Linked DNA regions of Homo sapiens: region 1 is linked to region 2. A link is an interaction called in ENCODE POLR2A ChIA-PET data of the cell type or tissue named here. Cell type or tissue: CD4-positive, alpha-beta T cell. All regions are shown on one strand. Each heading gives the region's core, and the rest is flanking DNA. Links, peaks and the distances in the headings are about the cores only.

Region 1 (5,372 bases), core at 212-5,211, 54 kb before region 2:
ATTTTCCAGTTTACTGGTCATTTAAATTTTCTTTACAATGGAGTTCGCCCATTGAGTGATATTTCAATTTGGAAGAGTATAAAGGATATTGTTTGTGGTAGGTGAAGCAAATTACTCAAAGTGAAAGGTTAATATTATTTTCCTTGTTGATGCTTGATCACCAGAATTATAGTTTGAGGAAGGAAGCTTACCAAAATATTTGAAAAATGTTGTGCATGTATTTTGTAAGACCCACATGGATGCAGTACAGTATAATCTTGCTTTCAAGTTAGGAAATGAGTCCAGGTGTGGTGGCTCACACTTGTAATCCCAGCACTTTGGGAGGCCGAGGCGGGTGGATCGCCTGGGTCAGGAGTTCAAAACCAGCCTGGACAATGTGGTGAAACCTTGTCTATACAGAAAAATACAAAAATTAGCTGAGCCTGGTGGCAGGGGCCTGTAATCCCAGCTACTCAGGAGGCTGAGGCAGGGAGAATTGCTTGAACCGGGGACGCAGAGGTTGCAGTGAGCCGAGATCGTGCCTCTGCACTCCAGCCAGGGTAACAGAGCGAGAATGTCTCAAAAACATAAAAATAATAAAAATCAAATTGGGAAATGAAATGAGGCAGTAGATTTCTGTTATCAGGAAAAAAAATCTCAGGTTAGTGTTTTTGATAAATTTGAGACAAATAGACCAGATCTAAGTGGAACCAGAAATTTTCCTTACACTATTCTCTTTCAACTTGTCAAGTTAGAGTTGGCTCTTCATGTTCTGTCTTTTTTTTTTTTTAAGACGGAGTTTCGCTCTTGTTGCCCAGGTCGGAGTACAATGGCGCGATCTTGGCTCAATGCAACCTCCATGTCCCGGGTTCCAGTGATTCTCCTACCTCAGCCTCCCAAGTAACTGGGATTACAGGTGCCCACCACCACACCTGGCTAATTTTTTTAATTTTTAGTAGAGATGGGATTTCACCCTGTTAGCCAGGCTGGTCTCAGACTCCTGACCTCAGGTGATCCACCCACCTTGGCTTCCCAAAGCCTGAGATTACAGGCGTGAGCCACTGCGCCCGGCCAGTTTCTGTCTTTGCTATTGTAGATGGGATGAAATAACTGATATAAACTTCTTCCACTGGTAGCAGAGTCAACTATGTAGAGAGTAAGTATACAGCCACACACTGAGACTGCCTCACTGGTTACCACACAGTAACCCCACATCAGAACCCCAGACAGTGCACTTGGCAAAGTAGCCTTTGCTGATCTTTTTAGGAGTGAAGTGTTATTTCAGTAAAGGTAAGAATGTGGAAAATCCAGTGTATTTGTAGTGAGAAGTCTGTTGGAAATGGGTTTCATGTAGGGAAGCCCTTGGCCTCACTTTAACAAAAATTGAAAGTGCAAATAACTGACTTCTTAAAGACTGCTTGAGTCGTGATTGTTTAGTACCTAGATTCTGAGAGGATTTTACATTGAGAGGATTAGCTTTCCTTTTCATAAATTGGAACTCTTGGTTAACATTAGTACAGGATTTATGAAATCTTTCTAAAGAACTAAATGTAGGACATTATGTTAAAGGCTTTCCTGTTTTTTCAGTTGATCGTATTGGAGAGTTATTTTAGCATTTGAATCTAGATTTACATAGATATTTAAGTCTCAAATTTTTATTTTTCTTTTTTTTTTTTTTGAGATGGAGTCTTGCTCTGTTGCCCAGGCTAGAGTGCAGTGGCGCGATCTCAGCTCACTACAATCTCTGCCTCCCAGGCTTAAGTGATTCTCGTGCCTCAGCCTCCTGAGTAGCTGGGACTACAGGCGTGGGCCACCACACCCAGCTAATTTTTGTATCTTTAGTAGAGATAGCGTTTCGCCATGTTGGCCAGGCTGGTCTCAAACTCCTGACCTCAGGCAATCCACCCTCCTCGGCCTCCCAAAGTGCTGAGATTACAGGCGTGAGCCACCACGCCCAGCCTAAAATTTTTCTAACTTAACCAGTATGTGTTAGAGTTTTTGGTTAAAGGTTCTGTTGAGACCAGTTTTAGCCTTGCTCTTCAAGGTTCTGTAAAGGGAGACATTTAAGGAACTTCAACAAATGGAGATTGATAACCTCTAGCTTGGAAATGTGTGATTTTTTGTCTGTTATTGAGGTGGAGTCTCACTCTGTCGCAGAGGCTGTATTGCAGTGGCACGATCTTGGCTTACTGCAACCTCTGCCTCCTGGGTTCAAGGAATTCTCCTGCCTCAGCCTCTTGAGTAGCTGGAATTACAAGTGTGTGCCACCACACCCGGCTAATTTTTGTATTTTTAGTAGAGACGGGGTTTCACCATGTTGGGCTGCTCTCGAACTTCTGACTACAGGTGATTTGCCTGGCTCGGCCTCCCAAAGTGCTGTGATGACTGATGTGAGCCACCACCTTGTGGCCAGAAATGTGTGATTTTGCTTTAAAGTAAAAGCAAAGGAACTATTTAACTGGTTTTGCTAGAGAAAGTTAGGCTTGCCTTCTAAAAGGCTCAGCAAGCGCTTTTGACCTGTAGGATAGGAAGGATGGATGTCTTCTGCAAGAGCAGGTTACATTAGCAAAGGCAAGCAGTTTTGCATCTGGTTTCAGTTTTGAGGAATCACTGCCGTCTTGAAAAAAAAAAACACAGAGCTTCTTTCTAAATGGATGTCTTGAGAAGAAAAGTTTGGCCTCTTGGGTTTGACATATTCTCATATCCCTCTTTGTTGTAAGTTAAGACTTGTTTTGTGTGCCTTTCTTCCCAAGTAGATGTACAGCCATGCATCACTTAGATGGGGATCATCACGTGAGTTTTTGTTGCAGCAGCATCATAGAGTGTACTTACACAAACCTGACGGTATAATCTGCACACACCTAGGCTGTTTGGTATGGCCCATTGCTCCTAGGCTACAAACCTGTACAGCATTTTACAGTACTGAATACTGTAGGCAATTATAATATAGCGTTAAGTGTTTGTGTATCTAAACATAGAAAAGGTGCCGTAAAACAGTTTAAGGGATTTAAAAAATGAAACATCGGTTGTAGAGGGCAGCTCTATTATAATCTTATGAGACCATTACCCTATGTGCTGTCTGTTGTTGATAAAAATGTCATCACATGGCACATGATTGTATTTTTTCTCAAAGCTTTTGAACATTGTAGTAAAGACTGAATTGAATCCCCAGATTTACTTTTACTTCCCACCTAACCTTGCCACTAGGTGTTCTAAGGTGGAAAGCTTCTTCAGATGGCTGTTGCTTGAGCGTTGTTTTTTCCCTTTTGGAAGAAGTTGTTTCTTTCCAGTGTTAGAACTTACCAAAAATCCTCACCTTTGCCACATCATTCAAGTGCTTCTCTTTATGTGGAGATCCCAGATTTTGATGATGGAGAATGTTCATGATTTTCTGTCTCTATTTTCTTATCAGACCAAAGAGAACCCTGTACAGTAAGAAATATGGTGTGGACCTCATCAGATACACTCATGCAGCAAACACAGTTGTTTACAGCTCTAACAAAATAGACGGTAAGCAAGCCTTTTTAGGAAGTTAAGGTCATGGTTTCCTTTGTTAAATAGTTCATGGAATCTTTGTGACTACTTCTGCTTTGTGACTACTTTAGTTTAAGTATTTTCATATAATGTTAGTAATGTTAATTGCATTGTTTTGACTGAAGGAATGCTGGAAGCAAGCCATTGGCACTTTTGAAGGACTTGGGACTGAGTATGAAAAGTCTTCAATTCAGAGTGGGGAGTGGAAAAAGGAAACAACTAATTGTGTTTATGATTTGTACTTCCTGACACTTAAAAGAACGCTTTTAAAGCCGGGCGTAGGGGCTCGCGCCTATAATCCCAACCTTTGGGAGGCTGAGGTGGGCGGATCACTGAGGTCAGGAGTTCAAGACCAGCCTGGCCGATATGGTGAAACCTTGTCTCTACTAAAAATACAGAAGTTAGCTGGGCACAGTGGTGCACGCCTATAATCCCAGCTACACAGGAGGCTGAGGCAGGAGAATCTCTTGAACCCGGGAGGCAGAGGTTGTGGTGAGCCAAGATCACGCCATTGCACTCCAGCCTGGGCGACAGAGTGAGACTCCATCTCCAAAAAGAACACTTTTAGAACAAATAAAAGGAAAGAACACTTGATACACAGCAAGTGATAAACAACAGGACTTTTTCTTTTAAAATGATAGAGATTTGAGAAAAGTTTCACAAATGCTTGAACTATGATAGTTTAAGGGAAGTTAGAACAGTTTTGGTGTTTTCCCAACCTTAGTCACTTCTGATTCCAGGAACGTTTTTTGATCTAAAGAGTAGAGTTACTTTTAGAAATTGAACTTGTGAGTTTCTTTCTATAATAAACAATCTCTGTTTTTGCCTGCATGTCTCGAGATAAATCCTAAGTTAACAGATTGTCTTGGTAACTGAACTGTAACACTTATTTTCATGTTAGAATTCTTTAATTTTTTAATTTTGTTTATTTTCTTTTGTTTGTCTGTTTTTATTTTTTGAGACAGAGTCTCACTCTGTTGCCTAGGCTGGAGTGCAGTGGCGCGATCTCAGCTCGCTGCAACCTCCGCCTCCCGGGTTCAAGTAATTCTCCTGCCTCAGCCTCCCAGGTAGCTGGGACTACAGGTGCATGCCACCATGCCTGGCTAATTTTTTGTATTTTTAGTAGAGACAGGGTTTCACCATGTTAGCCAGGATGGGTCTTGATCTCCTGACCTTGTAAGCCACCGTGCCCGGCCTATTCTTTATTCTTTTGAGACAGAGTCCTGCTCTTGTTGCCCAGGCTGGAGTGCAATGGTGCAATCTCGGCTCACTGCAATCTCAGCCTCCTGGGTTCAAGCGATGCTCTTGCCTCAGCCTCCCAAGTAGCTGGTATTACAGGTGCCCACCAACACGCCCGGCTAATTTTTGTATTTTTAGTAGAGTTGGGACTTCACCATGTTAGTCAGGCTGGTCTCGAACTCCTGACCTCAAGTGATCTGCCTGCCTCATCCTCCCAAAGTGCTGGGATTACAGGTGTGAACCACCACGCCCGGCCAGGATTCTGTTTTTAAACTTATTTCAGTGGATTATTGATGATCATCTCACATTTTGCAGTAAGGTTTTTTTTAGGCCGGTGGCTACATAGTGGCTCATGCCTGTAATCCCAGCACTTAGGGAGGCCTAGGAGAGTGGATCACTTGAGCACAGAAGTTCGAGATTAGCCTGGGCAACTTGGGAAAACCCCGTCTCTACAAAAAATACAAAAATTAGCCAGGTGTGATGGGACGCGCCTGTAGTCCCAGCCACTTGTAAGGCTGAGGTGGGAGGATTGCTTGAGCCCTGGAGGTCTAGGGTGATCACACCACTGCACTCCAACCTGGGTGACAGAGCGAGGCTCCATCTCAAAAAAACAAAAAAGA
Region 2 (5,372 bases), core at 222-5,221:
GCTGAGACTACAGGCCACACCCAGCTAAATTTTATATTTTTAGTAGAGACCAGGTTTCACCACGTTGCCCAGGCTGGTCTTAAGCTCCTGGGCTCAAGCAATCCTCCTGCCTCGGCCTCCCAAAGTGCTGGGATTACAGGTGTGAGCCACTGCACCCGGCTTCTATATGTGATAGTGTACATTTCAGGATAGAGCTGGGAGCCCCAATGACCAGTGTTTGGAGAGGTCAGGGTCTGTCCTCAGCAGGATCTCCTCCACACTGTGTGTGGAGCCATGAGGAGCGTCAGGCCTGGAGCCCCTGAGGGGCCCTCTCTTGGGCTGGCAGCCTACACCATTACCACAGCCAAAACTGCCCTTTGAGGAGCAGGGGAGAAATATGCAGGCTGACAGGTTGGAGCTGGGGCCCGGTTTGGCCGGTCCAGGCCAGTTTGAGATCTGCTTGTCCACTCAGGGCCTCTGGAGGGGAGAGCTAGAGCTGGCAGCAGACAGCTAACTTGGTGGGCTCATCATGGCAGCCCTTGGAGGGTTGCTTTTGCCCTACTCCCCAGGGCATGGCTGTGGGGGAAGTCTATGCTGCCGTCCTCTTTCTGACTTGGGTACAGGGGCTCCTGTGGTGGGCTGTAGATCCCTGTTATCTGCTCATCTGAAAGAAGGAGGGTCTCTGACCTACCAATCGGAAGCCCTGTGCCCCACGTGGGCTCTGACCCAACCTGTCATCCTTCCTTGGCTGCCTGCAGAGAAAAGAAAACAATAGTCTTTTCCCCCTGGCTGGAGTCTAGGGAAGTCCACTGTTGAGTGGCTCTGAGACTATTCTGGCCACAATCAGGGGCAGGGACAGGAAGCTGGAAACAGAATCCCATTCAGGGAACCATATTTTGCATGTGGGAGGCAAGGCAAACCTGCCTGTCTTGGGATTGCCAGGCCCACCCTCCAGCAGTTCCTGGTGGACCTTCCATCTCCCCACCCCCCACCCACGCTCACAGCCCTGATGCTTTTGGGGCTGGAGATTCAGGAGAGCATTTGGAGAGGAAGCACACGGGCCATGGTAGGGGGCTGTTGGGCTCGGCTCAGGTGAGTCTGGGGGTCTGTGGCACTTGGCTCTGTGCTGTCTACGTGATCAGAGAAGCCGCGCACCACTATCTCAGGTCCTGCAGGAAGTGGTTGGAGCTGGGCCAGGGTGGGGCTGGGTGGGAGGCGGCGCCCTCTGCATTGTAGTCAGGAAGGGTACTCAGAGATGGCTCCAGGTTCTCTCCTCCACACGGCGGCCATCCTTGCCCATCAGCACGGCCAGGAAAGAGACAGGACTCAGGCCAGATTGCCTGGGCTTGCCTGCCAGTTCTGCCATTTGGATTGTCTCAGGCAGGTGACCTCCCCTACTGGAGCCTCAGCTTGCTCGCTCTATAAATGGGAATGAGCAGCGCCACTCTGCAGGACGTTGGAGGGATTCGTACACTATGGGTAAGGGTCTGAAACACTGAGCAGGGCCTCAGTTATTATTAGGTGATGGGATTTACACGCAGGACCCTCAACTGATGTGGCTTCAGTGTTTCTCTCTCCACCCAGTGCCTCCCAGGGCACTGACAGGGTTCAGATGTGGTTGCATCAGAGGCACATGCAGCTGGGACAGTAGCTGTCTCTGGGAGCAGGACCAGGGCTCCTGGGAAAGTCCATGGACCTGGTGTTATCCCCTCGTGTTGGGGAGCAGAGAGTGCTTCCCAGCACAAGGAAGTAGAGGAGCAGGCATGAGACTCAGGCAACCTGATAGAGGAAAACTTCAAGGAGAGGAATGTCTGTTCACTAAGATTTCAAATACAGTTTGCCCTTTTCCCTTTAGGACACCTTATTTAATGCCGTCAGCTTCTAAATATCCTTAGAGAACTTTCATGACATCGTAGTTTCACACTAGAGTTGCTTATAAAAGCCAAACTTCCTTTCTTTTCTTTCTTTTTTTTTTTTTTTGTAAGACGGACTCTCGCTCTGTTACCCAGGCTGGAGTGTAGTGGTGTGATCTTGGTTCACTGCAACCTCCGCTTCCCGGGTTCAAGCGATTCTCCTGCCTCAGCCTCCCAAGTAGCTGGGATTACAAGTGCGCACCATCACGCCTGGCTAATTTATTGTATTTTTAGTAGAGATGGGGTCTCATCATGTTGGCCAGGCTGGTCTCGGACACCTGACCTCAAGTGATCCACCTGCTTTGGCCTCCCAGAGTGTTGGGATTACAGGCGTGAGCCATGGAGCCCGGCCCAAACTTCCATTTTTAAGCAGTTCACGAATCCCGCCTACTTCCTGCAGATCACCCGGTCCTTCGTTCTCATAACCCCAAGAAGCAGGGAGGGGCACATGCACCTGAGGGCCTTGCTTCTGCTGGCTCTGGGTCTTACGAAGGAAGAGTGGATCTTCCTAAGCATTCAGGTAGCAACATTACCCCAGCTGGAGGAGAACAATCCCATTTGAAGGAAGGGAGGTGATGGAGTCCTGGGCGTGGGAATGACAGGGACAATGGAAAGCCCTGAAAGCTCCTGTGAGGCAGCAGAGCCAGGAATGCTAAGCGAGGCTCGTTTCCTGAGCAGGAAGGAACTGAATCATGATTCCGAGGTGATGTGGTTTCCATCAAGCCCTGTAGCCTGCCTAGGTGTATGGTTTTATCTGATGGGAGTGTGACTCAGCCGAGCTCTGAGGGTGTGTGCCCCAGGCCCACTGCCAGCTTCCTGGGAAGGGGTGCCAGCCCAACTCTGTACAGAGAGGAGAAAACACAGCTGCCGTTTCTAGAGCTACGAGAAGGGAGGCGAGGTCAAAGGACTCTGCTCAACTCCAGCTGCTTGGTTTTGCTTCAGCTGTCTCAGTCTTTCTAGTAAACTTGACCTGTTGCCATTGGGTTTCTTTTTCTTTCATTCAGTACACATTTGTTTAGCATCCACTATGTATTAGGCACTGTGCTGGACTTTAAGGACACGGAAGTGAGAATACAGGGCACCTGTCCTCAGGGAGATGACATTACAACAGGGCAAATGGCCAGCAGGGGAAAAGTCATTGTGGGTGGTGACCAGAGCTCTGAAGGGCATCATGTCAGAGGCCAAGCAATGGTGAGACTGCAAGACGGTCTGCCTTAGCCGGCATGCTCAGCATGGTCTCCTTGGGGACCCTTGTCTGAGTGAAGAGAGGCAGCCACACCATGATCCAGGGGAGAAGCATACTGGCAGAGAAAGAATGGCTCACACCAGGGCCTGGAAGTTGCAGAGAACCTAGGTATTTGAGGCCCACAGTGAACAAACGAGGGTAGGATGGGAGACGGGTCTGGAGAACTGGATGGGACCTTGATCCCAACTTTGTCAGCCTGTGTGAGGAGCTTAGGGTTTTGTTTTGTTTTGAGATGGAATCTCACTCTGTCACCCAGGCTGGAGTGCAGTGGCATGATCTCGGCTCACTGCAACCTCCACCTCCTGGGCTCAAGTGATTCTCCTGCCTAGCCTCCCGAGTAGCTGGGATTACAGGTGCATGCCACTACGCCTGGCTAATTTTTTGTATTTTTAGTAGAGATGGGGTTTCACCATCTTGGCCAGGCTGGTCTCGAACTCCTGACCTCAAGTGATCTACCTGCCTTGCCTTCCCAAAGTGCTGGGATTACTTACAGGTGTGAGCCACCATGCCTGGCCTAGGGTTTTTGAGTCAGGGTCTCGCTCCGTCTCCCAGGCTGGAGTGCAGTGATGCAGTCTCAGCTCACTGCAGCCTCGATTGCCTGGGCTCAAACGATCCTCCCACCTCAGCCTCCCCCGAGCAGCTGGACTACAGGTGTGCACCACCACACCTGGCTAATTTTTAAATTATTTGTAGAGAGAGGATTTCCCATTGTTGCCCAGGCTGCTCTCACAAACTCCTGGGCTGAAACAATTCTCCCACCTCAGCCTCCCAAAGTGCTGGAATTACAGGCTGGGATTACAGGCATCAGCCACCATGCCCACCATGCCCAGCCTGAATTTAGAATTTAACCGGATTGTGACTGGAAGACCCAGGAAAGTTTTCTGCAGGGTAGGGACATGATCTGATTTTATTTTTAAAAGATCTTCTCTAGGAAGGCTGCTCTTGGGGTGAGTTGGGCAGATGCCATATGGTGGCATGATGAGGGTGGCGGCAGAGGAGGGGATGAGATGTGGCCGGGCCTGAGATGCACTTCAGAGGTGGAACTTACAGGACTTGCTAGTAGTGTGCATGTGAGGGAAAGGGCTGATTTCCACAGGAGAGGTCTGGGTGCCTGGGCAGATGAGAAGGCAAGAAGAAGACCAGGCAGCGAGGGGCAGCAGACCCTGGGTGCCCTCCGTGCCTGTGTGGTTGGAGGTACCTGTTTGACACCCAGGCAGAGATGGCAGTGCACAGATGCAGCTCAAAGCCCAGGCTGCGAGAGATTCTGTGGGGTGGGGGAGTTGAGTACAGTTAAGAGACGAGCCTGGTGGGGCCGTCAACATTCACAGCAAGACCCACCCAAATGGAACAAGAACCAGCTCATGGGGCAGGGGGAGAACAATCGGCAGAGGTTAGTGGCACAGACGCTTAGAGGAGAAGCTTCAAAAAGGCCAAGGACAACCACTGCAAATACCACTGAGATCCACCAAAGGAAGACAGAACTGGCCACCGGACTTGGCAAGATAGAGACAGATGTGAGAGACGAGCAGCCTTCCTAGAGAACAGGGATGAAAGGGCAACTGCTTAGAACAGGGGCAGCACAGAGGGGCAGGGGCAGCAAGAAGGGGGTCTGGACAGAGAGAGCTTATTTTTCAGAAGGGGGACAAAGCCTCTGCAGGCCAAGGAGAATGAACCAGCAGAGGGGGAGAAATTCTGCAGCAAAGAGATGGCTGCAGGACCATGCAAGAAACAACAGGACCTGAAATACAAACGGAGAGAGGCAGGATGAGGAGCACAAACCCCTCTGCCTTTGCTGGATGGGACACAACTACAGGTGCAGGAAGCTGACAGGCTGGAGGACAGGGTGGTGACAGACAAGCCAGTCTTCTGACGCCCAGACTTTCACAGGGAAGAATGGGGTCAAGGCAGTAGCTGAAAGGGAAAGTCAGGGGGAGGCAGCTGTAGCAGGACTGCTGGGCAGCACTGACTGTCCATTGAAGATGTGAAGTGAGAAGTTTAAAGTGAAACCGGCCGCCAAGGTGGTGTCACTCTTTCAAAACTGTTCAGTTGCCGGGTGCGGCTGGGTCAGCCACTGGATACAGTAGGCATTAAGGAGGTAGCAGGGCTCAAGCAGTGGGAGGTTCTGCTGCTCCTCCTCTGAAGCCATTACCAGAGCTCCAGTACTTCATTCAGTTTATTCATTCCTAGAATACAGACTGAACTTAAAGGGATGATGACAATTATTATTTTTTATT

Evidence for each region. ChIA-PET counts read pairs that join two places held together with the same protein. Peaks named below come from ENCODE experiments on the same cell type or tissue, not always from the same donor. Only the 100,000 strongest peaks of a DNase experiment are listed, where the experiment ranks them.
Region 1: POLR2A ChIA-PET joins it to region 2 with 6 read pairs; 21 of 35 experiments call an interaction of 5 or more read pairs at or near these places.

The regions. Positions count from the first base shown.
Region 1 is chr3:52,268,829-52,274,200 of GRCh38, reverse strand. It overlaps WDR82 (WD repeat domain 82), which reads left to right. Exons shown (of 9, transcript NM_025222.4): 2 at 3,392-3,489. Among named protein-coding and RNA genes, the nearest start is that of MIRLET7G, 3.2 kb to the right of the region's middle. In CD4-positive, alpha-beta T cell, for the core only: no CTCF peak of the experiment used is centred there; DNase peaks (open chromatin) are centred at 1,170 and 2,430; H3K4me3 peaks cover 3,247 bases; H3K27ac peaks cover 4,839 bases.
Region 2 is chr3:52,214,514-52,219,885 of GRCh38, reverse strand. No RefSeq gene overlaps it. Among named protein-coding and RNA genes, the nearest start is that of TLR9, 8.4 kb to the left of the region's middle. In CD4-positive, alpha-beta T cell, for the core only: no CTCF peak of the experiment used is centred there; DNase peaks (open chromatin) are centred at 1,155, 2,345 and 2,645; H3K4me3 peaks cover 837 bases; H3K27ac peaks cover 4,485 bases.